Regions from separate parts of the Homo sapiens genome. Here regions 1 and 2 are each linked to region 3. A link is an interaction called in ENCODE POLR2A ChIA-PET data of the cell type or tissue named here. Cell type or tissue: A673. All regions are shown on one strand. Each heading gives the region's core, and the rest is flanking DNA. Links, peaks and the distances in the headings are about the cores only. Region 1 overlaps GNAQ (G protein subunit alpha q). Region 2 overlaps GNAQ (G protein subunit alpha q). Region 3 overlaps GNAQ (G protein subunit alpha q).

Region 1 (10,916 bases), core at 3,537-8,536, 110 kb after region 3:
GGTCCCAACAACTGCTCCCTTGCCTTGTCCAGCTATTGCTTGGCCCCAGGTTACTGCACCAGCTCTTACAAGTTACTTACACCTGGTCCACTCCTCAATCCCCACACTGGAGTGTGCTGTTCGTTTCCTTCTGGAGCTCTGACTAGCACAAATACCAATCAAATGAAGGACAAGGAATACAAGGGAATGGAGGGCATCCTCTCTTTCTCCTCTGTCCTGTTCTCTATAAATCTTTTATTTATAAAGTGTTTTCTATTCAGTAACTCATTCTCATGACACACTTCTGGAAGCCAATCATGATAAAGAAACAGGTCTGGGCATGATTTTCACAATTATCCTAAATCCATGATAATTCACTTCTATTGCCCACAATTTAAAAATATCTCATCTGGGCTTTGACTACACCCAGTTTTTCTCCCTTTAAGCTAATTTTGAATTTCTGAATGTTATTTCAATTAAAGGGACCCATTTTGAATCTTGCTGCCATCTTCCAATTGACCAGCCCTAAATTCCAGGTAAATTTCACTCAAGAACTTAATGTTCACATTTTCATTTTATTATACAAATGTTGTGAATTCAAAGTGAAGGCAAAGTTTCACGTAAGAAAAATCTGTATGATGCAAATATTGTAGGCAGAATAATAAAAGTAGGAAATTAAGGTATTATTTGGCACTAGAACAGAATTCAGCCAAAAAACCAGAGTCATACATTGGTATCCACAAGGGATTGGTTCCAGGATTTCCCTCTTTGGACACCAAAACCCAAGGATGCTCAAGTACCTGATATAAAATGGTATAATATTTGCATATAACCTATACACATCCCCCAAATACTTTAAAACATCTCTAAATTATAATACCTAATACAATGTAAATGCTATGTAAATAGTTGTCATACTGTATTGTCATTTGTATTATTTTTACTGTTGTATTGTTTTTATGGCTTTTAAAAAATATTTTCTATCCAATGTTGGTTGAATCCATGGATATGGAACCCGCGAATAGGGAAGGCCAAATGCATATGGACTAAAACATCAACAAAGAAAAAAACTCAGCTTCTTTGTTCCATACAGTTCTATGACAGAGACAAATGAATTATTTCTAACAAATGTGTAAGCCAAATTTCATGTGTCATTCTCCTATTTTTATAGAATTATACCATACTCTCTGAGTTTGAAATGGCCATTTTAACAATCTAGTCCTGATTAGTATGAAAAATTTTGGTATAATAAAAAAACAGCTGTTCCCAAATTACATAAAATTATGTTGTTTCCTAAGGCCACATGAAAATGAAAACTGTAAGAGACTTCACAATTCTCTATCTCTGAATGAAAAAAAGCAGACTTTTCTACTAGTAGATTATTTCAAGAATGCAGTGATGACTAATGTCTTTTCACAGCATAGGGCAATGAAAAGCACAAATAACTCTGACCAATCTAAAGAAATATGACTCTGCTTCCAAGACCACTGGTACTATAAAATCTGGTGACAAGCCCTTACATAAAATATCTAGGGGAGGGATAAGGATCTCATTTTTGCTAATTTAAATATATCTCCAATCAAGTCATTTAATAACTTTAACAAGCAAATGAACACACACAAGGGTGTGAGTCCCAGAAAAAACCCTGCTCTTTCAATGGCCTATATAAATATGACTTGAAAATATCCCCATAAAAGTTATTTGTACCTTCAGGCAAGTACTCTGCCTTTTCTTATCTCAGCTCATCTAAATACCCAGAAATGAGATTACCCAGAAATGAGACTATTTAAGAACCATGCTATGAGAAGGCCACTTCATCCAGTGTGCGTAATTGGCTATAAGGAATACTAATTTTTCTTCCCTATTCGCTAGATCAGGATAAAGCACAGAGAGCAATCTCCAGTTCATTCACATCTCCTTCCATCAGAACAAACATCAAACACAAACTCAATATACTATGATACAGTGCATCAATTTGTAAGCTGTTAGAATACATCACATTAGACACACACTCTCACACAATCTGATGCTTCCATTTTAGGCCTTTTCTTCCCCCCAAGATCTTTTCAACACAACAGGATTCCCACATACAAGTTCTGCCAAAAATCTGTATTTACTCTATGTGTCTGATTCACATAAGCCATATATATGTTTACAATGATTATTTTGCCTATTTGCATGATATAGTCTGCAAATAGTAAAATGACCATTTTAAATCCAATCATATGTACCTTCTTAATGGTAATAAATTAGCATTTATTGTTGAAAGCAATCGTGGACTCATTGGTTCCTTCTCTCACTTAAACTGGCTTCTTGGGCTATTATGTTATCAAAAGAGCTGCCAAGGCCAAACCACATATACAGAAGCATTGCTCAATGCTTAAAAAATGTCAGTTATTACTGCCACTGCTCCGAAGGATGGTGGTGCCCATTTCCATACAAGGGCTCTGGAAAACAATCACTGAATACTACCAGGAACTTCAAGGGTCTACATGGTTTATCATCTTTACTCTGAAGAAAAAAAAGGGGGTGGGGGCAGAAAACACACCTTACCAGGGCCTCTCACAGACTGAGGGAAGCCCATACCACTTCTACTTTTTTTTTTCAAGGGTCTCTGTTATGCCAAAACAGTTACCAAAACTGTGGCATTTAAAGTTACACAATGAATATATTTATTTCACACTGCCAGGGCCTTTCATGACTGTATCTGGAGATATTGTCAAACTATCAGAAGTCTAATCTGAAGATCTTAATGAATGGGAAGGCTCAGGACGAATGCCCCCACCCCACTCTCTTAATTGGTCAGCACCCAGATAAACAACAGCCAAGAACAAAACCCAAGACTCATGGAGCTGAATTATAGAGTAACTGTACTTCAGGTCCACTGGTTTAAGCTAGGAGTTTGAAACATGAAATCTCAGCACCACCTCATCTGAACTTGGGCTACTTTCACATACACTTGGATGAAGTAGAACTAGAAATTTTAAGGAGAAATTTTCTACCAATAAGCACATCATCAATCCACACCTGCAAAGAAAAAAGTATTCAATAACACTGAGTCAAAACTCAATCCATGTGTTGTCCACATTCCAGGCTATATCTACTTTAAAATATGTGTATTCTGTTTTCTGCACATTTTCCTCTACTTAGATTAAAATCCTGCATTTGAAACACAGCAGCTCTAAGACCAAAGTTGCCATAACTTCCCGTCTTTTCATGACTGTCTGTTGAGGGCAAGAGTTGAATACAATTAACCATTTGTCCCCAGCATGGTCGTGCAGAAGATCCCAGACAATTTTTAAAATTTAACACAGAACAGAACTGAATTTAGTATAACCAACTACAAGTGGAAACTGGACATGTAATTTAGTGGTAACCAGGACTATTAATAATAACTAATCCAGTTAAGTTGTTTTAAAGGAAAAGACAGGCAAAACACATTGAAAATTCATTCACTGAAAGTATTAGAAGGTCATGTCAGTCCTGGACTTCTCAGTGTGGTAAAATCCTCCCAGAAGAGTCACTTGATCATACAAGGTTATTCAAAGGTACAAGAGCATTTTCTTGGAGTGCCCGTAGTAAACATTTGTGTATTAAAAACTAACATCAGTTGGTTGCAGAACTTCCTGAATATACTAAAAAACATAAATTTGTACACTTTAAAATGGTAAATTTTAGGTCCGGCATGGTGGCTCACACCTGTAATCCCAGCACTTTGGGAGGCCAAGGTGGGCAGATCACTTGAGGTCAGGAGTTCGAGACCAGCCTGGCCAACATGGTGAAACCCCGTCTCTACTAAAAATACAAAAATTAGCTAGACGTAGTGAGGCGCCTATAATCTCAGCTACTCAGGAGGCTGAGGCAGGAGAATCACTTGAACCAGGGAGGCGGACATCACAGTGAGCTGAGATCGCATCATTGCACTTCATCCTGGGCAAGAGTGAGACTCTGTCTCTAAATAAATAAATAAAAATAAAATGGTAAATTATGGTATATAAATATCTCAATTTAAAAATTTTTTTAAACTAGCATCAGTATAATTTGGAGAACAGGAAGTTTATGTGAATTTTCATGCTAAAACTTGTTCAGCAAGTTACTTTGAGCCAATCTGCTCAACTTATTCCTATTCTTTCCCCTAAGAGTACATGTTCACTCTCTCTGCCTCTGGATGTATTTTGGAGAAAAGGTGTGAGAAGCCCTGAACCCATTGATTTCATTAAGGAGGGAACCAACTCATTCAAAGATTCTGCTGGTTGACAGCTAATGAGGGAGAAGGTAAGACTGGAACCTACCAAGGTCTCTTATCTGTCCAGAGCTCCTGATCTTGTGTCCTCATACACTAAACATTTTTTCTATTAATAAAACTTACAAATATTTGTTATAGAAAATTATTTTAAAACTTGAACATTTTGATATATTTCTTTCCAGTCTTTTTTTTCTAGGTAAATGTACTTTTTCCTGTTCTTGTTCTAAAATAAAACTGCAACAGGCTGGGTGCGGTGGCTCATGCCTGTAATCCCAGCACTGTGGGACGCCGAGGTGGGTGGAACATTTGAGGTCAGGTGTTCAAGACCAGCCTGGGCCACATGGTGAAACCCTGTCTCTACTAAAAATACAAAAAAAAATTAGCCCGGTGTGGTGATGTGCGCCTGTAGTTCCTTCGGGAGGCTGAGATGGAAGAATCAATTGAACCCAAGAGGCGAAAGCTGCAGTGAACAGAGATCACATCACTGCACTCTGGCCTGGGCGACAAAGCAAGACCCTGTCACACACACAAAAATTTTTTTTTAAAACCTGCAACAATACTTTATTGTTATTTTTCGCTTAACATACTATGACAATTATTCTCTGATACTAATTATTCTTCAGAAATGGTTAATAATGATTATCTGAAAAACAACATAAAGATGTGTGATAATTTAAAAATTACCCTGTCATAACACATTTTGAGCAATTCTAATTTTTTGCTTTTGTAAATAATGCTCTGATAAACACCCCTGAACAAAAATCTCTGCCTGAATCTCCATTTCCTTAGGAGAGTATCATAGAAATGTGATTAGACCAAGGATGTAATCTTTGTGCAGGATCTGGCAGTCCTGTAACTGTACCAGCTGACACATCCACAGACCCATCCCCCACCTCACTTTTGAAAAGACTATATTTTTTAACCCCTACAAATTTGAGAGACTGAACTAAATTTAATTTACATCTTTTGAGAAGAAACATGCTTCATACTTTTCTTGTCCATTTCTATTTCTTCTATGAACTTGCCCTTTCATTTTAATTATTTAAGGACTTGCTGTTTTTCCTACTCGTTTTTTAAAACAATGTAGTTTTTAAACACAAAATTAATGCTCATTTACAAATATTTCCCCAATTTGTCATTTTATTTTCATTTGTTGACAAAACTGATGCATAAATTTGCACTATGAAAGAAACGATTACAGTCATTCATATAAGCTTTCCTTTAGTGATTTCTTTCATTTATGTCTTTAAAAAGGCTCAAACATATATATTTTATTCTAGGTTTCAAAGTTTTACCTTTTACAATTAACTAACAAAATAAACATACATATTTTGATGTGTGGTGTGCAGTGATTTTTTTACTAAAAAACTTTTTCTCAAAGTCATTACATACTTTAAGGTCACAGGGTCTCAGGAGTGTTTGGCCTCAATAGGAAATTTTTTCATATCCTCTAATGTGCTGCTAAATGGTGATCAAAAAAATATATGAAGCATATTAAGTGTCCTAAAGCAGCAGTCCCAACCCCCAGGACCACAGCCCAGCACCAGTCACTGGACTGTTAGGAACCGGGCCGCACAGCAAGAGAGTGGCAGGCATTACTGCCTGAGCTATGCCCTCCTGTGCATTAGATTCTCATAGAAGCATGAACCCTACTGGGAACTGTGCATGCGAAGGATCTAGGTTACATGTTCCTTGTAAGAATTTAATGCCTGATGATTTGAGGTGGAACAGTCTTATCCCGAAACCAACCCCCCGACCCGACCCCCATCCCTGGAAAAATTGCCCAAAAAACTGGTCTCTGTTGCCAAAATGGGAACAAAATGGGAAGAGGGAACAGAATGAATGTCATTGAGATGCTTGTAGGACAGCGGTCCCTGTCCTACAAGCATCTCAATGACATTCATTCTGTTCCCTCTTTTTCTCTTCCTTACACAACCAGCAGGTCCGCATTTCCATCCCTAAGCATTAGACTTTTGCTCACTGCCAATTTATTTAAAGAACTCTCACTGGGTGCGGTGGCTCACGCCTATAATCCCAGCACTTTGGGAGGCCGAGGCGGGCAGATCACGAGGTCAGGAGATCGAGACCATCCTGGTTAACACAGTGAAACCCCATCTCTACCAAAAATACAAAAATTAGCCAGGCATGGTGGCAAGCACCTGTGGTCCCAGCTACTCAGGAGGCTGAGGCAGGAGGATGGCGTGAGCCCCGGAGACGTAGTATACAGTGAGCCGAGATCATGCCACTGCACTCCAGCCTGGGTGACAGAGCGAGTGAGACTCTGTCTCAAAAAAAAAAAAAGAACTCTCAAGAACAGTAGTGAAAATATTCCAGGAAGTTAAAGACTCTAATCTCTCTTCCACTTTATACATCTATTCCTACCTACATATTATGCATATGCTACCTATTCCAGTTCCTCCTCTTAATAGCCCTGTGGCCTTGGGTAAATTACCTGTCCTCTCTAAGCCTGCTTCTTCATCTGCAAATACCACCACCTAGTTTACAGCTCTGCTCTGAGTTTTCAATTAGTTAATCCAAGTAAAGCAGTACCTGGTAGGAAATAGACAATAAATGTTAGCTATAATTTACAATGCAAAATCAAGTGCAAAAATGAGAGAGTAGTCTGATAAAAGGCTACAGGGCAGGGTTGGGTGGGGGGACAACAAAACCTCAGTAGTCAAGAGAAATAATATTTTAATGCAATACTTTTAAAAGTCAAAATTAATACCCAAAATTCACAAAGAATAAAATAAAGACAGGATCATTAACAGAACTATGTTGCACCATATTGGCACCTAAGAAGCTGCCTTTGGTTTTGATCCAGTGGCAAGTGCTTTTATTCACCTTATCTAGTCTCAGCCCTGACTCAAATTCTCCATTCCCAAAATAACTGAGATAACCATCACCAGCATTTCAGTATTTAAATTCATAGTGTTTGGAGATTTTTAGCTTGAATTGTTTATTCTTAATTTTATTGGATATAGATTGCATATCAGACATTCTTCCAGTATCAAGGATGCAGGACACAGTCATTACTGTCACAAAGGTAACATGCAAGTGTGAGCAGATGATTTATTGATAGATGAATAATAAAATATCTAATGGAGATGAGTGCTATGCGCTAAAGAATTAAACGACAATGAAATACAGAGTGACCTGACTGCTGCTTTGAGATACCCTCTTAAGAAGGTACATTAAAACTAATATTCAAGAACCCGCAACAAGAAAATTAGAAGGAAACAGCATTCCAAGCAGTTGACCAGCTGACTTGGAGGCTGAGGTGGGAACATATTTAGCTGGCATGTTGCAGGTACAAGAGGGTCAGTGTGGTTGTGGCACAGCAGCTGGATGGCAGAGGTAGGAGGCACGGCAGGAGCACAGGCTACAGTTGCAATGGCCAAGTCACCTGGAGCATTATATTTTAGGAAACAAGTTGGATTTTATTCTAAGTGCACTGGACAGCCTTGGAAAGTCTGAACCAGTGAAGTAACAGGCCTTGATTTATGCTAGGTAAAGAATGGATGACTGTTAAGAACAAATTAGTAGGGTATTCCAACAATCAAAACAAAAAAAAATCCTAAAAAAGTCTGTGTGGGGCTGACAAGGGGAGGGATAGTTTGGAGATGGATGAAGTGAAAAAGGGAGGAGATGACATAGGGAGAACTCGTTGATTTCTGGCTTGATGGATGGAGGCACTAGATTCTTAGAGAAGCCTGAAGAGGAAAGAGTTTGCAAAGAGAGGAGGTTAAGTTTGAAATGTGTATTCATCCCAATGAAAAGCACTCTCGTACACCTAGAAAGTTCACTGCATCGACATGGAGACTACCCACGGAGGATGAAACAGAGGATGCGATTTGTGTCCTACATTCTCTGGGCCTCAAAGGCAAGGACACAGACATGACTGACCGTCTTCTGCTAATGTGTGAGTCAGAGCAGGCTGCAAAACCTGATTTGCAATTTCACTTCCTATGAGATAAATCTCCTTAGCTAAAGAAAAGGTAAGAAACTTGTTGGTCTCTAAGTTCCACACACAGACACACAAACACACACACACACATTTATAAAGTGGCATCATCTGGCCAGGAGCGGCGGCTCATGCCTATAATCCCAGCACTTTGGGAGGTCAAGGTGGGTGAATTGCTTGAGACCAGCCCATGTTGAAACCCCATCTCTACTAAAAATACAAAAATTAGCCAGACGGGGTGGTGCACGCCTGTGGTCCCAGACACTCGGGAGGCTGAGGTGGGAGGATCACTTGAGCCCAGGAGGCAGAGGTTGCAGTGACCTGAGATTGTACCACTGCACTCCTGGGTGACAGAGTACGACCCTGTCTCAAAAAAAAAAAGTGGCACCATTGATACATGCACACTTCTTTTAGAGAAAACCGGGACTTCCCTGAACATTATTTGGGAAGCAGAAAGATATAAAAATATAAAGTCATAATAATAACAGATTTTAAGCAGCGAGGACCCTTCAAACTTAATACACCACCCACAGAATTTAACATTTTTTTTCCAGATAATAAAAAACGTGACACACGCAATCCAGATTATTAGGTCACACATAAAGATAAATTGCACACTTTAAAAATGCAGCGGCTGGGAAATTATGGGACGCTCTTTTGAAAAGCACTCTGAATTTCCTTATTAACCCTGCAAATACTTCCTCAGGATAGAACAGCTCATGTGGCCCTCCTCAAAAGAGAACAACAAATTACATTTATAACAGAGGAAAAGGCCTAAGATGGATTTGAAATGCCATTTTCCACCTTATTGCATATTCATCAAGAGATCAGCTACAGGCAGAGGTGCGGCACAGAAAGAACATCAGCTGAAGTCAGGGGCCCTCCCAGCCCGCCCACAGGAGACAACGATCCGCACATAGCCACTTGGCCAATGAGAGCTGAGGATGAGCGAATTGGCCTGGATGACCTCAAGGGTTCTCTCCAGCGTTGGATTTTATGATCATTTTCCCTCTCTCTATATTGTTAAACAGCATTAACAACTATTAAATTTCTCACGAGAACGTCACCTAGTATTTAGTATATATTCAAATAATAATTCAAATAAGTTGACTAAAAACTACAGTAGTCTTCTTTCAAGGTTAATATGTCAAGTTTTTTTTTTGCTTTTACTCACGTGGCTCTTCACTTTGAGCCTCTAAAAATAATTATCTTTCAAGGTAGGGGAATTAAGGTGCTAGAGGGAGCCAGCCAAGTACTGCCCCAGTTAAGAGAAGCAATGATCTAGGAAGTCTCAAAAAATACGCAGATTTTCAGATTGCAGAACATGGCATGCTTTCTGGGCTAATATTATCCCAGTAATTTCAAATAATGACATTGAGAATACTAAGAAGGACTTATATATGTTCCAAGTGTGCCTAATACGCATACAACCACAAAAGGATCTGGAAGACAGAAAGTATCATGGAAAACAAAAGTTACTGAATCTGCACATGCAGAGCAGTTACTGACCTTTAAGGACTTTTAGAAGTCCACTGTTCATGTGGCATCTAATAGTCAGTTAAAAGGAAAATTAGGGCCGGGTGCGGTGGCTCACGCCTGTAATCCCAGCACTTTGGGAGGCTGAGGTGGGTGGATCATGAGGTCAAGAGTTCAAGACCAGCCTGATCAACATGGTGGAACCCCGTCAATACTAAAAATACAAAAATTAGCAGGGTATGGTGGTGTGGGCCTGTAGTCCTAGCTACTCTGGAGGCTGAGGCAGGAGAATCACTTGAACCCTGGAGGCAGAGGTTGCAGTGAGCCAAGATTGCACCACTGCCCTCCAACCTGGACGACAGAGTGAGATGCTGTCTCAAAAAAATAAGAAAATTATACCCAAAGAAATACTTCCCTTTTCTTAAAGGAAGAAAAAGAGCATGATTAGAACACACATGTACAAGCAAGCCAAACCTCTGCATTGTTCACATTTTAAAGTTTAAAATTCTCTCTTGGGGGGAAATGTTGATGTTGATCAAAAACCATAGTACCTGCTGGGGGGTCTCATTATTGGCATTAAACCACCCAGCAAGGACTCTTGAAAGTATCATTTCCAAATGGCTATTTGGGAGAATCCAACTACGTCATAAAGAGATGCATTAGGAAATCAGTTGGGTTCTCACTTCTCCTAAAACAAAAAATTTTTTAAGATTCAGCTTTTGTAAAAAGCCAATACATTTGCCATTGGAGATAGGAAGTTGCCCCTTGGTAGCGAATGCTCAGAGAACTTCGAAGATAGGTACATGAAATGTCCCTGTTCTTTTAGGTTATAATTACTCCAAAGCAGTCCAAAGATGCTTCTTGTGTGTTCCACATGTGCTGTCCAAAAGACAGGCGCAACATCTGGTACCACCAATTTTGATGTCAAGACGATTTCACCAGCCAGTTAAAAAAGGTACCCTATGGGCTGTTTCATTAATTTAAATTTTGTCCTCTAATTTATTTCACCTGATTGCCCTATGTTCCTCCAGTATTCAATCCAGTGACAGGAACAGACGTGCAACAAAATGGTAACAGAGCAGGAGTCTCTCTTCCCATCTTTCCCCTTCAGTTTCTTCAGAAACAGCAATAGTCAACCTAAGCCTAAAATAAATAAATGCGGGTTTCCTTACTACTAAGTAAATTGCACATGGAAATATGCCTTCTTCCTGCAAAGGGAAGGATCTCTTTGCTCGGAAGTATCACACCTTG
Region 2 (10,916 bases), core at 3,331-8,330, 64 kb after region 3:
TAAGATGAGGAAAATGAGCATGGAAAGTAAAAACGAACTAAGAGCATCTGAAAAATAGAAAAAAATACAGGAAAATACTGCAGTTTTAATTGTAATTTTTTAAAGGACTATTTTTTAAAAAATTGTCTGTCACCCAGAAATTGTTCTTACTGGATGCTGGATTTTTCTTTTTTAGTTTTTTTCTTTTTTTGAGATGGAGTTTTTGCTCTGTGGCCCAGGCTGGAGTGCAGTGGTACCATCTAAGCTCACTGCAACCTCCGCCTCCCGGGTTCAAATGATTCTCCTGCCTCAGCCTCCAGTGTAGCTGGGATTAGAGGCACCCACCACCACATCCAGCTTTGTATTTTTAGTACAGACTGGGTTTCACCACGTTGGCCTCAAACTCCTGACCTCAAGTGATCCGCCCACCTTGGCTTCCCAAAGTGCTGGGATTACAGGCATGAGCCACCACGCCCAGCCGATGCTGGATTTTTCTTACTGGACGTATGAGTAATATCTGTCCAGACTTACTACAAAGGCATATCTTCTAGTTTTGTTGATTACTTTCTTGGCAATCACTTGATATCTAATGGATATTTGTGAATAAGGCCTAAAATATTTTTAAAATTATACCTAATGCCTTTGCAAAGTACTGCAAAGTAGTCCCTTGAGAGGCAGATATGATACGGTGAGATTCAACCGAAAGACTTAGACTGTGACTAGAAAGAAAACAGACCATATCTGAAAAATCTCACCTAACCAGTTCACTAAGGTTAAAAGTAAATTCTGCCCTTTGGGTTCTGAAATGTGGCGAGGCTTGAAAATCCCAGTTAGCTGTATTTTACAGCCCCTGTCTGGTTTTCATTATGTGTGCATTACATTTCCTTCAAGAAAATTACAAAGTTCAGTAATTTGTTTAGTGTCCAAGCATGCCACACAGCACGTTAGTGAGTAGAAAATCAATCATCACATCAAGGAAAGGTGATAGGAAATTATCTCATAATTGATGGTATTTAGAAATGTATTAATCAGTCAGCTCTTCTAATGAACAAGGAAGCTTGATGGCAATACCGTGGCCCCAGGAGGGACCTGCTGTGAGAAGCAGCTGAACTGTTCACTGAACTCCCTGGGCCTTAGTTTCCCCACCATAAAAAAGGAAAGAGCTCAGAAATATGTCCTGTCTGATTCTTTAGTGTTTAGGAATTTGTAATAATGTTTATAGTTCCACTCTCCAGTGGAATTATTTATACCCTTTCTCACACAGGTAAGACAGCCAGTAAGTCAAGATATCTTGGTGGACCGTATTTTCTTTTCTTTTTTAGAAACAGAGTCTCACTCTGTCACCTAAACTGGAAGGCTGGAGTGCAGTGTTGTGATCCTAGCTCACTTTAGCCTTGAACTCCTGGGATCAAGCGACCCTCCCACCTCAGCCTTCTGAATGGCTGGGACTACAGATATGTGCCCCACACCTGGATGATTTTTTCTGTTTTTTTTTTTTTGTTTTTTTTGTTTTTGAGACAGGGTCTCATTATGTTGCCCAGGGTGGCATATTTTCATTTGAGAAAGCCTACTTCATTAATTGCACATGGCACCCCACATCCCAAATTCTATTTAGCTAAGTGTGAAAAACAATTTGCCTTCATCATGAAGTATGTTTTGTTCCTTCTGGAACAACTCATTTTCTGTTAGTTTGCCCCTGCTGATACGCATTATGCCTGGAGTGTGTTTTTCACTGCATGGAGTATTTTTCACTGCATGGAAAGGACATGCTTCCCAGGGTCTGTCCCTGCATGACAGGTTTGAGGCTGAAGACAGTGCTTTAGAGGACCACGAGCGAAGTAGGAACTGGGACTGAATATATTCTGGGCTTATGCTTATGGGTGTGCAAAAATAGCTTGAAGACCTTGAAGTTCTGGACCACAGCACGTCCCTGCCAGGCTCACCATAGGAGTTAGCATGCTCCCTCTCTACCTACAGGTCTTGGCCCAAATGCTAGTATCTCAGTGAGGCTGACATCTTACTTCATTCTGTATATGTCCCAAGCCCCTGACACTACTATCTATTTTGTTCCCATAATATAGACCTTTTTCTACACAAATTATGTTTACCATTTATTTTATGCCGCACCCCCCCCAAAACGGGCAATATATTCACACCTACACAGACACACATTACAATGTCAGCTGCACAACGGCAGAGAGCCATTGTCTGGTTTGTTCACTGACGTATCCCAAGCACCCCGAACACTGCCTGGCACGTGGCCAGGGCCAAAAGCTCACTGGTGAATAAATGAAAAGTGTCCCATTGGTTGAATATTATTATTTTAAGAGACAGGGTCTTGCTCTGTTGTCCATACTGGAGTACAGTGACGCTATCATAGCTCACTGCAGCCTTGAACTCCTGGGCTTGAGTGATCCTCCCACCTCAGCCCCCCGAGTAGCTGGGACTACAGGCACATGCCACCATGCTCAGCTAATTTTTCTGTTCTTTGTAGAGACAGGGGCTTGCTATAGTATATTGCCCAGGCTGGCCTTGAACTCCTGACTTCAATCTGTCCCTCAACCTTGGCCTCCCGAAGCACTGGGATTACAGGCATGAGCCACCATGCCTGGCTGGTTGATTATTTTTTAACAGAACAGCTGTGTTTTCAGTCAATCTGTGTTCTGCCCAATTCTTGTCCTTCATTGAGTTTTTATGGGTATTAACCAAAGGTGTACAGAGGATCAAAGTCTGAAAACTGCTGCTGACTGAATCAGTTGCCAAGAATTCTTCTAAATGGCATTATGGGCCGGGCATGGTGGCCTACGCCTATAATCCCAGTACTTTGGGAGGCCGTGGCAGGCGGATCACTTGAGGTCAGGAGTTCGAGACCACCTTGGCCAACATAGTGAAACCCCATCTCTACTAAAAGTACAAAAATCAGCTGGGCATGGTGGCGGGCGCCTGTAGTCCCAGTTACTTGAGAGGCTGCGGCAGGAGAACTGCTTGAACCCAGAAGGCGGAAGTTGCAGTGAGCTGAGATCGAGCCACTGCACTCCAGCCCGGGAGACAGAGCAAGACTCCCTTCCCCTCAAACAAACAAACACAAACAAATAAAAAAACAGCAGTATGAGTTTATGGCCATAGCTTTATACATAATTTTATGAAAACCAGAAGACCCTGCTGATATATGAGTTGATTTGAGGTTCTTTTCTCTTTCCCCAAACATAGGAAAAGTGGTAAATAAAATGGGAGATGAGAATTACTGTTCCAGATCTTGTATTTAAATAACCCAAATTGAACCCAGAAGCTTAAAAAAATAAGCCATCTGGACGGCAGTTTGGCAAAACCTTTGACCCAGCAAATTACACTTCTAAGAATTTAACTAAAGGTTGCAAACAAGCAAGATAAAAGGTTTTCAAGAATTTCACCGCATCACTGCTTATACTGGTGAACAACCAGAGATAATCTAAATGTCCAACAACCTGGGTTGATTATGCGAGCTGTTTAAAGATATACAATGGGAAAGTCCACAGCCACTAACACAGGGCTAGAGAAGATGGCCAAATGACATGGAATGGTATTCACCACGAGGTTCATGAAAAATGATGTGTTGAGATCCAGTTTTTGGTGAGATAGAAAAAAAGCATAGGAAAAAAACTAGAAAGATACTATTTTAGAAGTATTCACAAGCCTATCAGGAAATGACACTTGATGGGATTTTTTTTTTCGTTTTCACTTGTCTGTATTGTCTAAATTATTTTTGTAATAAACTATTTTTAAAGTGCCTTTGTGCAGATGAGATACACAGGAATATGTTACTGTTTCTGAGGGAAACTATCTGAGCATTTAACTTATTCTCATGATTTCCATACCAATAAGTCTATTGTTGTTACCAAACACATATATCAAAGCCATGTCTAAAAGAGTTAGCACCCTTCTGAGAAAAAAAGCAAATTCTTAAAATCAAAATGCAAACACTTCAGTTCACAGCTTACTAACCCAAGAAACCATCTTACAAGAGAACAGATGTGATTAGTGAAATAAATTGTTTAAGTTACGGGGAAAAACATAGTCGCTGGAAGTTTAAGTAGGGACATGTTCCAGCAGTTAACTGAAATATAACTGATGTCCCATCTCTCCATTTCTCTCTATAAATAAGTCTTTACCCTGACTCTCTCCAGTGTGTCCCCAGCTAGCCTAGCCTCTGCCAGTGGCCAGGGAAGTGACACTGTGCCCTATATGAGAGTCTCCAGATGGTTACAGCAGCATCAAAAACATCCAGACACCTCATGTACCTTCATTCTCATTGCCTGATTTAGAGAAAAGAAACTTATGAATCAGAGTAGAGTGCTTTTCTAGGTAGGCTGAGGAACAGTGGTTACTTCTGACAGAGAAAAAAGGGGGTAGTTTTTTTTTTTTTTTTCCAAACCTTAGGTTCTGTGTTGTTGTTGTTTTAATTTTAGACTCAGGCAGTACATGTGCATGTTTTTACATGGGTATATGGCATACTGGCGGGGACTGGGCTTCTAGTGTATCCATTCCCCAGCTAGTGAACATTGAACCTATAGGTAATTTTTCAACCCTTGCCCCCGCCCCCACTCTCCTCGCTTTTGGCATTCCCAGTATCTATTATAAGGCTTGGGTTTTAATATACCTGCTTCTGCACTGAGTCTGTGGACCAGGGTACAATCAGAGTTTTTGGTCTCTAGGAAAATGTGCTCTGTCCCATGTGGTCACACCCTATCTTTGCTTCCTCCACTTACTCCAAATCCAAACTGTCTAGTCTCTGTTCCCTGTTCATTGCCCACCAAAGTAGTTTTGATAATTCATGAAGTAGAAACTGCCAAGTTTATTTAACACTGTCACAGGCTCTCAAATTCTTCTCAAGATTTTGGTATTTCAGAAAAACAGGTTTAACTGAAGACAAGAGGATGTCTTTGACCAACAAGTATGCCCTCAAAACAGAAATGGAGGGAGAATTCTCTAACTGCAGATAAAATCTCAGGATGGGTGGCTGCTCTGGGTGAGAAGCAAATAATGCAACAACTGACAAAAAGAGACAGCCAGCCCAAGAAGATGCTCAGAGCTACTAGCATTTCTATAGCTTCAGAAACACTCTCAGGGTTGGAACTGGGAGGGGAAAAAAGATTCTCTCTGAAGCTGTGTAGGTGACTCCTCCAGCACTTGCTTCTGGCAAGCCCCTGTGGGGGTGTGAAGGCTTGTTCTAATCCAATCTGCCTGCTGAGCCAGCTGCCTTGAGGACCACTATGTGCCAGTTGTCTCTAATCAGTCTGCTGGCCATTTTGCCTGACTTCTCTGTTCTGCTATATTTCAGAGGAAGAGAAAATGCAAACGACTATTAGGAAACCAAAAGAAGGCTTATTTCAAGCGGGAAAAAATTTTAAAGCATGAAAGAAAACAATGAACGAAGCAAGCTGCAACAAAAGTGCGACTTCCCATAATGGTGAATAAGGAGTTAGGAATCTGAGTTAGGAATCCTAGCTGCAAAGCCAGAGATGCCTGGAGAATAAGTTCTCCACCCCACCCCCTCAAACTGAAGCTAAAACTCCACCTATACCTGTTGTCATCATTGGTGGCTGCTCTTAATAAGGTCATTCTTTCCTAAGGAGGACAGGCTGTGGCTGTTCACTCGGGAAGCATAGTTTGCATCTCAGTACACCCATCTACCCCATCATAGTCTAAGTTTCAATCAGCATTCCCTTAACTATAAATGTCTCATTTTACCTGGGAGAGGTCAATGCCCCAAGGGCACTGTGAGTTAAGAAACTGGTCAAGAATCAGCAATCCCTTGTAGGTGTCAGAGTTCAGAGAGGGAGATTTTGAAAAGAAAGTACTATTCTCCTTTGTAGCTTTGTGATCTTGCGGAAATACACCCATTTCTCAAAGCTTTATCTGTAAAATGGAGAAAATAATGGAACCCACCTGCTGGGTTTCTAAAGACTAAATAAGACTACACAGATTCCTGGCCTATACCAAGCTGTCCAAAGTCAGGGACTATTACTGTTACAGTAATAACAGAGTTTCGGATGGGTTTTAGAGATATTTGTCCCATACCTTCATTTTGTAGCTAAGAAAACCAGAGGTAAGGGCAATGAAGAAATGTGCCCAAAGTTGTGGTCTTTTTTGGAACCTCCCAGTGCCTCATCATGCAGGAGTACCCTGACAGAGGCCTAAACTCTACTCAAGCTCAGGAAGTCAGCAAGCTCAAGGAGCCGGGGAAGGCTGAGACCAGCCAGGCACACAGCCAGGTGAAAATGAGGATGCAAGCAAAACTCCAAGAACAAACTGGAATTCTAAGTGAGCTTTGCTGAAAAGTGAGGGTAGTAGGTTTTAATGAACTATTTTCTTTCTATTTGTTAAGGGGAGAAAAAAGCAAACACATACCAACAGGGTCGGCCCTGTCCAGCACAACTCTCTGAGAGTTAACTGTGCTTTAGCAACTGAGTTCAGAAAGGGAGAAAAGTATAAATTAGATTTCTGTTTAACTTTCCCAGTAGCTACAGCATTCTACATTTACAGCCCACAAAAACAATCCTTTGCTTTTAAGAGTTTGAAATACCAGGCCCCAAATCTGAGGTTACTGTCTCAGTACGGATGGAAAGAAAAGCCTCTTTCCAAATTCACTAAAAATCACTCATAATTTTGGACAACTTACATTTCCCTAAAACTTTTTTTTTTAATGAGATTGAAAGAGAAAACTAGGAAGAGAAAGAACAAGAACAAGGACCAAAAAAAAAAAAAGTGTTATTATCAACATGAAAATTTGTCTTTTGTTGAAACTACATTCAAATTCAATAAATGCTGATATAAAAATAAAAGCCTTCCCCTTAAGGTTTAAAATTGTAATATAATTCAGTGATCTATTAAATGCTCTAATACAGTCTCCCTGGCATTTAAAAAGAAAGGCAGGACCTTTTTTTTGAGACAAGAGTCTTGCTCTCTCACCCAGGCTGGAGTGCAGTGGCACGATCTCGGTTCACTGCAACCTCCACCTCCTGGGTTCAAGTGACTCTCCTGCCTCAGCCTCCTGAGTAGCTGGAATTACAGGCACGCCTGGCTAATTTTTGTATTTTTAGTAGAGATGGGGTTTCACCATGCTGGCCAGGCTGATCTTGAACTCTTAACCTCTGGTGATCCACCAGCCTCAGCCTCCCAAAGTTCTGGTGCTGGGGTTACAGGTGTGAGCCACCACGCCCGGTCACAGCCATTTTTTAATTTGTAAAATTAAACAAATCTGGAGAAATCTGTCAGAAAATATATTTACACATTTCACATTTTATTAAATTGATTTCTTAAATTTAGAGCTATGCTCTTAAAAAAAAAAAAAAAAGCATCTTAGTGGTTAATCTCTAGTGTTCCAACCATTTCTCCCCAGAAAGTGGGAGCATTATGAATTGCTACAGTTCAGAAAGAACGCCCCACAGACTCCTGGAATGAGCTTTGAATTTTTTAAAAAAGAGGATTCTATTGGCTTAAAACAAAGGGGGCTGGTTAGCAGGAAATATTTTGGTTAGTAGGACAAATTTCTATCACTTGACAATACAGTATTTACAAGACAAATGAAAGAGTAAATGATGTAAAATAAACTTTATTGTGAACTGAATATCATCTTTGGCTGTACAATCACAACAATAAAAGCAATCAAACAAATAAACAAAAAAACGCTGTAAAGAAAAGCTACTGGCTCATGAACCTTTTATCTATCTGGCTATGGATACAGCTTAGCATGTTAGCCATCCAAAAAAATAAAATACGCAGCCGGGCACGGTGGCTCATGGCAGTAATCCCAGCACTTTGGGAGGCTGAGGCAGGGGGATCATGAGGTCAGGGGTTCAAGACCAGCCTGGCCAACACAGTGAAACCCCATCTCTACTAAAGAAATACAAAAAAAAAAAAAAAATTAGCTGGGCGTGGTGGCGGGTGCCTGTGGTCCCAGTTACTTTGGAGGCTAAGGCAGGAGAATCTCTTGAACCTGGGAGGTGGAAGTTGTAGTGAGCCAAGTTTGCGCCACTGCACTCCAGCGTGGATGACACAGAGAGACTCTGTCTCTAAAATAAAATAAAGTAAAATAAAATAAAGTAAAATAAAATAAAATATGCAGTTGCTTAGAGAAGCTGAGCAGGGTCTCCCATGTTTGGGAAACAGCTCTGAGCTTGCTTTGACTGATGATTTAATGAATCAAGATTCCTGAATAATGGCAGATACATTCAATGTTACTAAAAACTGAAGACTCATTTTCTATACTTCAGGGTGAAGACAGTAAAGCAAATTTACCTATTCTTTTAGTCTGTAATTTCAAACCCAAACTGGATTTAATACTCCTTTTACCTTCATTTATCAAAGAAAATAAGGAAATAGTTTTTAGGGCCAAGCCCCAGCCTATTAGGCTTGCTTTACTATTTGCTTGCTTTACTCCATACATTTCTATCTCAAAAGACAATAAGAGGTTCTGCAGTTCTATATGTAGTTTTGTGTCCATGGACATAGGTAAGGAACACCAGATAAACTGTGGGCATTTTGCTGGAGTGCACTATTAGTGAACTTCCAGCAGTGCCTGCTTGTGATTCAGAGAATATTAATCTTCTAATCCCCCCAGTTAAAGCAGAATGTTCCTATTATTGTTCTACCATATATTCTTAGAAATATTAAAAGACTATAAATCATGTTAGATGTTATATTAATATATAACATATCACATGCTACATATAACATGTTTTTAATATACATATACACACACACTATTATTCCCCAAGGCTTCTTTCTGTTGCACTCTTAATCATTTTGTCCACACCCTTTCAATAAATATTTACTGAAGACATTATGAGCCAAGTACTGGCACATGAATAATTCTTTTAGCAATTATTCTAGATCAGTAGTTCTCAAAGTGTAATCGGGATGCTCCTGGAGACTGCTGAGACCCTTGAAGGGGGTACGGGATGCCTAATTACTTTCACACTAACACTAAGACATTTTGTGCCTTTACTGCTCACATTCTCTCATGACTGCACAATGCAGTTTCAAGACATGCAATGATGACATCTTTCTGATGGCTAATGGAATGGGTGTTTGCACACACTTGTTTTGATGGGGTCCCAATTTTAATTTCCAATAACATAAATATCAATAGACATTAAAATAAAATAAATATAAATAAAAGCTCATTATTGGAATCCACGATAACTTTTTAAGTATATAAAGAGGTGCTAAGATTAAAACATTTGAGAATCCTCATTCTAGATCACTGGCAATAATTCCTCCTGCTACTACACAGATTTCAGAATACTAATTCTTGAATGACTTCTGGAATTCTTGACCTTCAAAATTAGTGTTCCCAGAGAAAACATCTAAATAGGAAAGTATAGCAGTAATAGCTCACTAAACAACTTTCCTGAGCAGAGTGGGGTAAATGCAGCAAGGAGAAAAGTGGCTTGCTATAAGAGTGAAAATATTTAAAATGTCTACTCATTGTCGCAATCCCCTAATGCCTCAGGACAAGATGAACTTTTACCATTTAAACCTTATTTTGAGTTATCCTAAGGTTGGAGTTCTGCTTGCCTTAAAAAAAGTACTCTGAATCTTGAAAAATCCAGACTGAGTCTGTTTATTCTTCACGTGGAACGCTGGCTGAGAAGAGTGTCAGATTTTGGAAAAAAAGTGAGGTTTATGAGAAAGATGAGGAAAATAATCATTCCTGTAAATCAGAGCAGCAGAATGGGAGCCTCTGGATTATTCACTAACAATTAGTCTAGCAAAGTCCCTTGAGTGTCTGACGCATCAAAGCACTAAAGCCATTTGCTCCCTCAGAGTAGGGGAGAGGACACGGAAGAGATTCCATTTTCAGCATGACATTTAGAATCAAATTAGAAAATCAAAAAATTTTTCATTCTTCCCATAAGCTTGAACTCCTCTTTGTCATTCTACAACTTGAATGCCCAGTTTCCTTTGAAGCACCATATATCATCTTTTAAATACACCTCAAAACAACTTTTGATTCCTTCACTTTACTTAGTCATGCCATACCTACTGAATTAAACATTTCAAAAAAATTCCTTAATCCTGAGGCTGGGCATGTTGGCTCACACCTGTAATCCCAGCACTTTGGGAGGCCAAGGCAGGAAGATTGCTTGAGCTCAGGAATTAGACCAGCCTAAGCAACATGGCAAAATCCCATCTTTTAAAAAAAAAATTAGCCGGGTGTGGTGGTGCGTGCCTGTAGTCCCAGCTACTCATCAGGAGGTTGAGGTGGGAGGACTGCGTGAGCCTGGGAGGCGTAGGGTGCAGTGAGCCAAGATCCTGCCACTGCATTCCAGCCTGGGCGACAAAGCCAGACCCTGTCTCAAAAAAAAAAAAAAAAAAAAAAAAAAAAAAAAAAAAAATCCTTAATCCTGTTTAATGTCTCATTATGATGTTTATTCATTTCTGATCTGTTTCTAGCATCTTGCTTTTGTCTGTAAATTGCAGGGTTTTCAGAATATTCTCAAAGAAGGATCAACTGTCCAATGCTTATTGGACACATGTTGATCCTTCCAGATCCCTAGTGATGCTGCAAGTTCATTTCCAATTTGCTGTGTTAAGTCCTTCTTGATACCAGGCAGAAATGTTTCTTGTTTTTTCTCTTCCCTTTATTATCACAGTCTCTAATGAGTCCTGCCCACTGTATTCAATTAGTATGCTTCTCTTTGTCAAAATACGTCACCGCTTATTTCTAACCAAATGCACAACTATCTTTATACCTGTTCTTTTGGTTTTTTCCCAAACTCTTAAATTATCATGGCCTAGAAATTTTAATAAACTGACATTTCATCCCAAATGAAGCTTTTGCTTCCATCTTTCCAGTTATCCGAAATGTTTGTCAAAGTCAAATTGTATTAATTTTACATGCAAACATTCTATAATATGCATACTAAAAACAAGTAAAACTACAAGTTAGTTAC
Region 3 (10,916 bases), core at 2,748-7,747:
AGAGAAAAATCCATAGGGCCACCTGGAAAGATACTCACTATTTGGTAGAGTCAGATAATTGATATTCTCGTCGTCTATCATAGCATTCCTGGATTCCAGGATCATTCCATAAACTCTTTATTGCATCTACATATGGATTCTCAAAAGCAGACACCTTCTCCACATCAACTTCTCGAACTAATTGTGCATGAGCCTGTTTAAATAAAAAAAGGCAGTTTTAATACCCTATTACTTTCCAAATTTTCTTTGCTTTGCATATTACATTATATACAATTCAGGTAACACCTTCCTTCATATACTGGTCTTTACACTGGTTTACAATAAAGTCATGTTTCATATTTTTTGTTTTTCTTAGAGAGAACTCAGTCCCAAATCTTTCCCTCTAGAGTAAACCTTGATGCTACTTAGAATTGATTAGAGGAAACTAGAGGAAGGTGGCGTATTCAGCTCTCCCATCAAAACAATAAGAATGTTATGCTTACACATACCACTATTTTCACATATTATCATAATCCTAAAATGTTATTATTAAAAGAAAAGGAGGCAGGAGTAATTATCCCCTCTATGTTTATAGTTTATTATAATCAAACATATAATATAGCCAGCTTATGGGTGTTGTATGTCTAAGCAGAAACTCAATCAGAATCCTCAACTAATCAGGATTAGCTTCTCTAGTTCACTTTTAGGACAGGGCGTAAAACCATTAGAAGAACAATTAATAGTAATAATTTAATCTGGACAACAATGACAATTACCCCTCCACTCTTATGCACCCAAACTTTCAAAATATTTGTTTTGTATCTGCCTTATCTATATTACCAGATTGAGTACGCCCTATTCAATTTTTTAACAATGTAAAATAACTTGGCTATATTCATTTAGCAGGAAAGAGATAAAGAGATTAAAATGTTTTAAAAATAAGATTGCAATGAAAATATTTTATGGTCAACCCTCAAATTAGCCGGAATACACGACTGCCTAACAATCCAAATCAAACTAAGGTTTATGGAATGCAATATATATATATACACACACATATATATATACACACACAAAGTATATATACATAAATATGCAACTAAGCACAAATAACTAATTGTGTTGGACACTGGAGGCAGATGGCTGATAATTACTGAAACAATCCTGATTTTGTATAGAAATACAAACTTCTAAACAAGGTTAGGGAATGGCTATCATGATGACATCATGGCCAAACTATTCATTTCACAAGAGTATTAAGCAGATAGAATTTTAATAAATGTGATCCATGTTAGGCCTTTACCTTCCTTCCTTTCTCTTGTGTGAGAAGGGCCCCATGCCAATAGACTAATCTTGACTTAAGGTTTTAGGAAGCTCAACACACTAAGACTGAAGAAATCACCTTTCTTATTTGTTCTGTTCTGACTGTGACAATCGGATCTAGTAACTGAGAAGCCCTAGCTCTTGCTGGTATTCTGATTTTGGAAAATGAATCCCTGTAGCTGCTTTCTGTACTGAGTCCCTGTGTAGGCAATCTTCCGTGTTCTCCCACCCACAATCTTACCAGCCTGGAGTCCTGTTCCTGAATCCCACGCCAGGTGGGGCCCACCTCAATCATCGTTCCCCTCTGAGACTCGCCCTTTGAAAACAGAGCATCACTGGCTCCTCAATGAATCCCCACTGCTGTGCTCTGCCTCTTAGGCAGTGTAATATTTGTTGTCTTTCTCTCTAATCATGGTTTAAGTTCCAAGTTCCAAGATAGGCTCAACACCGCATAATCAGGGCCTAGCAAGGTGCCTGGCAAGTGGTAGATGTTCAATAAATATTTGTTGGTTGGTTGGAAGGAACAAAGGAAAGAAGGAAGGAAGGGAAGGAGGGAGGGAGGGAGGGAGGAACTGAACTACACTAGAAATTAGGCATTCTAACTTCTAATTCTGGCTTTACCCATAACACTGGTCATAACCTTTAGGAGAAACTACTTTTCCTCTTTATAACTTAATTTTCTGTGTTCATAAGAAAAGGCAATTAAACCAAATCACCAAAGAGCTCATCTAGCCATAAGCTGTATGATTGTAAATATATAATGAATACATCTACAACGCACAGAGCACCAAAATGTTAAGACACTGTCCCTCTGGGAGCACCCAGTACCACTGAGCAAAACAAGAACTTACTATGTCACACAATAACTGAGAATATAGAACAGAATGCAGTTACATACGCACATGAGCGATGCTGCATGGGGATGGTGTTAAGTGCAACTGTGTACGGACCAAGGAGGTCAAACGAGGTGTCAGAGAGAAGGTGGGATTTAGCTGGCGGGTGAAGATGAAGATGAATGATCCCTCCAAGGAAAAGCAGCATGGACAAAATAAACATGGCACTTTTTAAAAACTGTGACTGCTGTTCACAGTTAAAAGAAGCTACTTTCTTTTGACTGCAAAAAACAAAAAAAACAAAAACAAAAACAAAACAAAAAAAAACTGTCTTGTGAGAAAGTTTCATGTTGACTCTGAATTCAAATTAACCTCTACAGTGTAAGTTATATTTGTCTCTGCTATAAACCCGTTACTCAGAAGTCAACCTCCATCAAAACTGAGAGAGAATATTGCCCTCAAAAACAGAGCAATCACCATGTTGCCTTCACCTAGGTTGGAATTTCTAAGTCACTTTTACTGCCTCCTAAGCTTTGTTGTTTCATTCCATCCTTGCTGTTTTGGAAAATGACATTCAAATATAATCAACCATAATTTGCATTTATGTAAGAGCTTTCATCTCAGATTCTCTAAGTTATTTAAAAGTATGACAGCATTTTACAAAATATATACAGATTTTTAAAATTGTGCATATAAACGTTCCCAATGGAAATGCAATACTCTCAATTTTTTGTAAAAAAAAAAAAAAAAAGTTCTGTATGTGGAAACAATATTTTCTAGTATGTTAGAGTAGGAAGATAAATTAGATACTTTTTTTCTATTTGTCCAAATGTCGAATGTGAAATAGTAGTAAAAATTATAAGTAGTTAAGCTAAATTAAACAATTATTAATGAAAAAGACAATGATGAAAAGGAAAAAACTCACCTCAAATATTACAAGTAACAAGTCAATTACAACAGACTATCTTGTTTATTTTGAACATTGTGCACAGAAAAGCAAGGGAGGGCCAGCCATGCTGGCTCATGCCTGTAATCCTAGCACTTTGGGAGGCAGAGGCAGAAGGATCACTTGAGGCCAGGAGTTCAAGACCAGCCTGGGCAACATGGCAAGACCCCATCTCTATAAAAAACAGAAAAATTAGCTGAGCGTGGTGGTATGTGCCTGTAGTCCCAGCTACTTGGGAAGCTAAGGCAGCAGGATCACTTGAGCCCAGGAGTTCAAGGTTACAGTGAGCTATGATAGCACCACGGCATTCCAGCCTAGGTAACAGAGAGAAATACCATCTCTCCAAAAAAAAAAAAAAAAAAAAAAAAAAACACCCAAAAATACCTAGTATGATTTAATGAATCACATAAACAAAATGTAAAATATAATTCTATTTCATTTTAAGTTACAGTTAAAATATACTGGGTGGAAATAATGATGAATGCTAGCTTTCAGAATTCTTAGCAAGCTGGTGGCAAGGCTTAGAGGGAACATTGTGAGAACTAAGTAGCTACTCTCAGGAACTCTGGCAGAATTCTAGGGAAAGACCACATGGAAACCGCAAGATGTGCCAATGTGGTAATGTCTTGTTTTCAGATTCAGTCGTCATAAAATTCAGGTAAATCTTCGATGTGTTGATGTTTCCATGTTTGCTTCTGCAAAGGGAAGGAGGAACTGAGGTCCTACCAAAGTGGGTCTTACCCAGCCCACAGCAGGCCAAGCCTTTAGGTGAAATGAAAAAGACCTCATAGTCACTTTGGAAGGATTTTCAAAATCTCATTAACAGCTGAAGGCGGCTTTAGACTGGAATGTCACACCTACCCAGAAGTAGAAAGCCAAATGGTAACTTCCACATTTGTGGAAGCTCTTAGACACAAATATCCAGCTTATTAGGCCTGCTCTGTCTGAAGGGATGCCCAACACACACAGAAGACCTCAAAATCAGAAAAAGTGCAAGCCAGCATCAGACTTCATCTCAATTCTGAACTGCAGCACACATCTTCCTACTTTTTTTCTAAGTGCTTATTTCCTTTTGGCACTTGACTCTAAAGAAAAAAATCACCAACTCCTAAATGGACTGTGGAAAAAAAAAAAAAACCCTCAGCCTTTTTGGTTTTGTTTTCTTCTGCTCAAAGGAAGTACAGAGTGAAATGATGGATGCTGAGACAAGACTGCTGGTGTTGTAATTCCACTTCCACCCAGTACTAGCTGACTGTCATCTTGTACAAGCTATTTAACATCCTCAACCTCTGCTTCCTAATTACCTCCCTCTCATAATCCATTAAATGGAGGTAATCATAGCACTTATTTTAGAGGGATAAATTACAGAATGCATATAAAATACTCGAAGAAGAGCCAGACACTTAAGGCTACTAGTTATTTAAAATGCAAAAAAAAAAAAAAAAAAAGGAAAAATAGTACAAAAAATATAAACCATGGTACAAATACCTACTAGATTCTTGTGACATTGGGAAAGTCACTGAAGCCTAAATTTGCTCAAATGTGAAATTACAGTCTGGAGGCCCTGACTGGATAATAGATCTCTGAGTTCTCAAATTTGCAAATACTGCTTAGCATAAAATCTCCTGCAGAAAACTTGGACGTGAACTGTATTTATCAGACTGTTTCACGTTTTCTGACTTCATTAGAACCTGAACCCTGACCTTTCAGGTGCATTATATGCAGAGTGACAGTTGTTGTTTTATCTTTTTCTGAGCATTACTGCATAAATGACAAAGAACAGCAAAGTCATACTGAACTGCTGCTGGCTGGGTTCTCATTGTGAGTGATTCACTCCCATAAAACAGCCTCTCCACACTTATGATTCAACATGTGGCTCAGCAAAATTAGAAATTACTACATGACACAGCCTTTTGAAGCCCCTCATGAAAACGAAAGATCTTCTGTGTGGAGTCTTTAAGTGGTAAGGATCTACTGATTCTCCTTTACTAAGCTTCCATGTCCTTCTTAAACTTGGCATTAGATGGAGACTACTGAATCTCAAATTAGTAATTCTGGGAACCACAGTAGCAAAGAGGAAGAACTTGAACAGCCTGAGACCAAATCAGGTATCAATAATAACTCTGTCATGTACCAGCCCTGTGTCTTTAGACAAGTCACTCAACCTTCCTGAACCTCAGTTTCTTCATCTATAAGATGGAACAATTTGTTGTAGGGCTGTTAGGAAAAGTAAAAGAGATGTTTCTAAAATGCCTAGTACAAAATATTATAATTACTATGAAATCTTGTGGTATCTCAAAAGTACCATTAATAATTATTTCAACAAATATTTATCGCTCATGTGTTAGACAATACACAAGACAATGATGAAAAGGAAAAATAGAGAATGTATGTTAAATACAATGTTCTAGATTACAATGTTAGAGAAGAAAGTTTATTAAACTGCCACATATCCTTTCATTAAGACTTCACAAACTGATTTATTAACTCATTATTAAGTTTGTTCTTCTATCATTAGATTTTTATTTTTAATCTCCATTATGGTCACCAAGATAATCAATGACTATAGTTATACTGTCTTTCCCAAAAAACATTTGCTGGAACTACAATTCTCCTCTTGGTTTTGCTGGCCTATAGGCTTTATTTGCTCATTCTAACATAGAATGGGGATTCCTTCTTGGGTAAAGGAAATACCCCTCCTTTATTGTTTAAAATATATTTTTTTTTCTTTTCAGAGAACTCAATCTCTTTCTTGGCCCTACCACTACCATTTTCCATGTAAATATTCTTCTATTTGGTTCTTTGCTTAACATTTTCCTTTTTCATGTTTGTCTGTAATGTCATAATTATCAGTATCAATGACATTGTAGGTCAGATGCTTGATGCAGCATGGCAAAACCTACATCAAACACTTCCAGAGTATGTTGATTGATATAATTACATAATTCCATTACAAAGAACACTGCCTTCAGGTCTATAAAATCTTGGGGTACAATTTAAAATTTTGCACTCTCTGAAGTTCTACTATTATCTTCATAATTATGATGTTGTACTATCCTAGTATGGGTGTGTGTGTGTGTGTGTGTGTGTGTGTGTGTGTATGTATGTATGCATTATTAATACCACCAAAAAAACTAGTTTATCTTCAGAGAGTTTATACAAAGTCACAGTTGATTTAAAAAAATTGAAAAGAGAGATTAAAGATATGCATATTCATTAAAATTCAAAACAATTAGGGTATGGTCTGTATGACTACTTTCAAAGAATATCTGAGGAACATTAATTAATGGAAAATTAAGTTAATGGAAAACTAAGTTAATTGGAATGTTAATAGGTATTTGACAAATGGATTCTGAAGTCCAAGTAAGAGAATGGGGAGAATAATGGTTATAAATAGTCAAACAGAGGTCTGTGCTGCAGAACACAGAAGTTATAAAAAGGCAATGGCCCTTACCTAGAAAGGTGCTATAAATCCATGAGCCTAGCATTGGGGATATTATTGAATTTTCCAAACTTGTTTGACCATGGAAGCTTTTTTTGCCTCCAGATCTGTTGACGAGACTGTTGGTGAATTAAATCATGTTTTGAAAACACTGACTAGAGACTGAGACCCCTAACAACCAACTGTAGGTTGATTTTATACCAACAAAACAACTCATTGACTGATTTCTCCCCACCCTGGCATAATAGGTAAATGCCTGCTTTATAGATTCATATCATCTTCATTTCTGAGATCACATAATGTTATGTGGTTCATTTCCTGATATTATACCTCAGAAAAAGCCTAATCATTTTAGTCCTTTGTAATGTCTGTGCTCCTACAATCTCATTAACCAGAGGAGTATGTTGCTGCTGGTTTGGAATTTTATTTTATTTGACAACAGGAAAAACAGATAAAGAAGATTTCCCTGTTCAGTTGGTAGAATTCAGACAGGCGAAAAAATAAAAAGAACAAGCTTTTTGATTAAAAAAAAAAAAAAAAGGCCCAAATGCTCCCAAGAATTTCAGAGTCTTACATAGGGAATATCATCTTTCTGGAACATCCCATGTGAAATCTGACCACTGAAGCTTCAGACATTCAAGAAATTGTGTTAGGAAAAACTGAAAGTAAAAGGCTCACTTTCCTAGAATCTTGGGGAAGGAATAGAGCTTTTAGAATACCTTGCTTAAATGCCCCTTTAACAGAGCCAGAAACTGTTCCATTAATAAAAATAAAGAAACAAAAACAATACCTCTTTATCCTATGAAAAACGGTAATGAAGCATTTAGAAGTTGTTTTTTTTTTTTTCTTTGAGAAGGAGTCTTGGTCTGTCACCCAGGCTGGCAGGCTGGAGTGCAGTGGCAAATCTCGGCTCACTGCAAGCTCCGCCTCCCGGGTTCATGCCATTCTCCTGCCTCAGCCTCCTGAGTAGCTGGGACTACAGGCGTCTGCCACAACGCCCGGCTAATTTTTTGTATTTTTAGTAGAGATGGGGTTTCACCGTGTTAGCCAGGATGGTCTCAATCTCCTGACCTCATGATCTGCCCATCTCAGCCTCCCAAAGTGCTGGGATTACAGGCGTGAGCCACCACGCCTGGCCTAGAATTTAAGTAGGAAGAAGGGAAGGAAAATAACTCACATCCTACAAGGCCTGGTTTTTTTGTAGTAAGTTATATAATTTGTCACTTTAAATAAAGACCCAAATTTTGAAAATATTATAGATAAGAAGTGTAAAAAGTTACCTGGACCACTGCTGAGAAACTGTTAACTTTCCACTGAGAGTATAATAATATAGTTATAGTCTACTAACACTTTTGAGTATTAAAAAGGCTACCAAAACAGTTAATGTTTGTATTAACCTGTTCTCACACTGCTATAAAGAACTACCTGAGACTGGATAATTTATGAAGAAAAGAGGTTAACTGACTCACGGTTCTGCAGGCTGTATAGGAAGCATGAATGGGAGGCCTCAGGAAACTTACAATCATGGTGGAAGGTGAAGGGGAAGCAAGCACGTCTTACCGTGGTAGAGCAGGAGAGACAGAGAAGCGGGAGGTGCCACACACTTTTAAACGATCAGATCTCATGAGAACTCACTCACTATCATGAGAACAGCAAAGGGGAAATCTGTCCCCACGATTCAATCACCTCCCATGAGGCCCTTCCCCCAACAAGTGGGGATTACAATTTAAGATGAGGTTTGGGTGGGGACACAGAGCCAAACCATATCAATGTTGTATGTCTTTAAAGTATTTATTGACCAGCAAATCTATTTTATTACATTGATATTATTCAAGGAAGTGTGCACATTAAAAAATTTTTCAAAATATAAAATCTTCCTAAAATATAAACTTTTGATAAATCAATGTAGATTTTAAAGTAAAAAATGAGCAGAAATACTTTTCTTGGTACCTTCATGTACTTTAGTCATGTTCTTAGCCATATCTCTTTCTAACATCATGTCCCTAACATCCTTCAGAGAACTATATTTTTTCAATATTGACATATTATGTATTTAACTATTTCATAGAATTGTTTGTAACATTCTTAAAAATTGCCTTAACTATTTTAGGTCAATAAATTTGAAACTGTTAACATTTTCAACCATGCTCTTCTTGGTAGACCTTAATAGTTTTAATTCAGAAACGGCCTCTCTTGTTGGTTCAGATACTTGGTAAGCTTAGAACAAGGTCTGCTGAATGGTAAGTAATCTCACTCTATTATGTTTTTCAAATGGAAAGACATAAATATCTCAGTTCAAATATTTTCATAGAACTATCTTTCGGTATTAGTTCAGAATAGTATTATTTCACAAATATGTTTAGGAGATGAAACTCATAAATAGATTATTGCAGCTTGTTTGGATACAACTGTGATTTATGTGTGAGCCATAACTATTCTAAGAATATTTCTGGTCCACTAGTTTATTAATTTAATACATACAGTATTTTACCATGACACTATGCTCCATGAAAAATTATACTCGTATCATTACCACAAAATACATTACTTTGAACAATGACTTTTAAAATTTTTTAAAGAAGCAAAAGCATTTACTGTAGCAATCAAAACCATGTTGGATATTTCACTTTATCAGCATGAACTTCTAAAAGCTTCATCTCGATTCCATGAATTAATGAAGAAAAAACAAACCATCAATTACCTGCAAAGTTTTTCTTCTGCTAAGAGAATTAACAGATTAATTGCTATTGCTTCATTTTTTTGTACATGCATAAGAAAACCTGGAATAAAAATGAGCTAAATTAACTCGGAAAGAAAGTCATTTGATCTAAACAAAAAGTCATGCTTCACAGAGTGATATAAAAATGCATTCTCTGCTGCTGCACATGCTAAAATGTCATCTTTGGGCACAGTCTTCTGAAAATAACAGCGAACTCTTGAAGCAGAAGATTTGTGTCTTTCGTATTTTGTGTGGTTGATTATATTCATGGCTACAATGGTGAATGTTAAGTACTGATAAATAATTTTATATGAATTACACATTATCAACTTTCTTTAGAAACAAAAATACAGTACTTAATTTTTTGTTAAACATGCATTTTCAAGTTTCTAAAAAAACTTATTATGGCCAAAAAGATCTGCTGCAAAATAAAAGCATTATCAAACAATACAACAGATTTATACCAAACAATAAATGATAAAGCAAAATCTTTCATACCTCCACAGTAAGACTGCTTCAGCCTTCATTTTCCACACACATTTCACATACACCTAGCAACTGCCCACTGACCCTACTCACAGAAGTGTGGTGTCTTCGTGGACCTGGCAGCCTACACGCCAGACCATAGCATGACTAGCTGATTCAAGCAGACGGTAAAGGCAGCAGCACCACATGCTTCTCCACCATCTTTCAGACTGGAAGAGTTTGGCTGCCCCTAGTCACTTTTGTCCCAGCTTACTCCATATTAGCAGGAATGCCCACACGCTGTCTTTGAAAGAGAGATGCAGTTAACAATGCATCTGGGAAGGGATATCAGACTCAACCAAGTGTAAAGTGAGAAGTCTGTTTAACTGCAAAGGCAGAATCTAGAAATACAAAGTGAATGTCTGTTAAAAACATCCTGGATTATTTTAATGCAGCTATTAATAAGAATGCTTCATTAAAAAAATAAAAAAACTGGAATAAATGCTAAACAGGCGGGAGGCTGGGACAACAGGTGCAAACACAAGTATCTCAGGCAAACTAGGACTTATGATCAACCTATGCATGGGGAAGACTTGGGTTAGATATAAGAGGCCTAAATGTGAGATAACAGTCTGCACATCTACCTGATACAGCAAAATTTTATAAAGGGGTCAATATCTAAAATTAAGAGCTTTAGCATTAAAAACAACAAAAACAAAAAACACACCCCAAAAACAGATGTCCTAATTCTCTTGACAAATTAGAAGTCCCAGCAACACTGCATCCATATTCCAAGAGGACAACAGGCTGTAGCTAAGAAGGCTGCCAATAGCTTCCCACTATTGTCAAGAATAATGAGAGAGTACATATATTTTTATGAAAGTGAAAAATATTCTGTGTTCTATAATGCAAAAACAAACAATGCTATGGCAAAGAATAGAACCTGGCCAGCTTCTCATTACCTGCCTGACCCTGAAATAATCTGAGTTTGCACCCTACCCCCAGGCCCAACTCCCCATAACGCTGGTGTCCTTGTTGTGTGCTTTGTGTGATAAGGAAGCTTGTGAACTCTCCACAGAACTGAGAATTATGTTGAATCTGACTCCTACCAGTGGGCATTTTCTCAGCTTCCTGGCTAGAATCCATTAAAAAACGTGCACCTGGGATCTTCTGATGTTCTTTCCCCATTATCCCTTTAATTTATGCCCT

What was found. Peaks named below come from ENCODE experiments on the same cell type or tissue, not always from the same donor. Only the 100,000 strongest peaks of a DNase experiment are listed, where the experiment ranks them.
Region 1: POLR2A ChIA-PET joins it to region 3 with 14 read pairs; 3 of 35 experiments call an interaction of 5 or more read pairs at or near these places.
Region 2: POLR2A ChIA-PET joins it to region 3 with 21 read pairs; 5 of 35 experiments call an interaction of 5 or more read pairs at or near these places.

Annotation. Positions count from the first base shown.
Region 1 is chr9:77,925,082-77,935,997 of GRCh38, forward strand. All of the region lies in intron 1 of GNAQ (G protein subunit alpha q), which reads right to left. Among named protein-coding and RNA genes, the nearest start is that of GNAQ, 100 kb to the right of the region's middle. In A673, for the core only: no CTCF peak of the experiment used is centred there; no DNase peak of the experiment used is centred there.
Region 2 is chr9:77,879,091-77,890,006 of GRCh38, forward strand. The region is part of intron 2 of GNAQ (G protein subunit alpha q); the gene reads right to left. Among named protein-coding and RNA genes, the nearest start is that of GNAQ, 150 kb to the right of the region's middle. In A673, for the core only: no CTCF peak of the experiment used is centred there; no DNase peak of the experiment used is centred there.
Region 3 is chr9:77,815,578-77,826,493 of GRCh38, forward strand. It overlaps GNAQ (G protein subunit alpha q), which reads right to left. Exons shown (of 7, transcript NM_002072.5): 3 at 39-193. Among named protein-coding and RNA genes, the nearest start is that of GNA14, 170 kb to the left of the region's middle. In A673, for the core only: no CTCF peak of the experiment used is centred there; a DNase peak (open chromatin) is centred at 4,944; H3K4me3 peaks cover 789 bases; H3K27ac peaks cover 731 bases.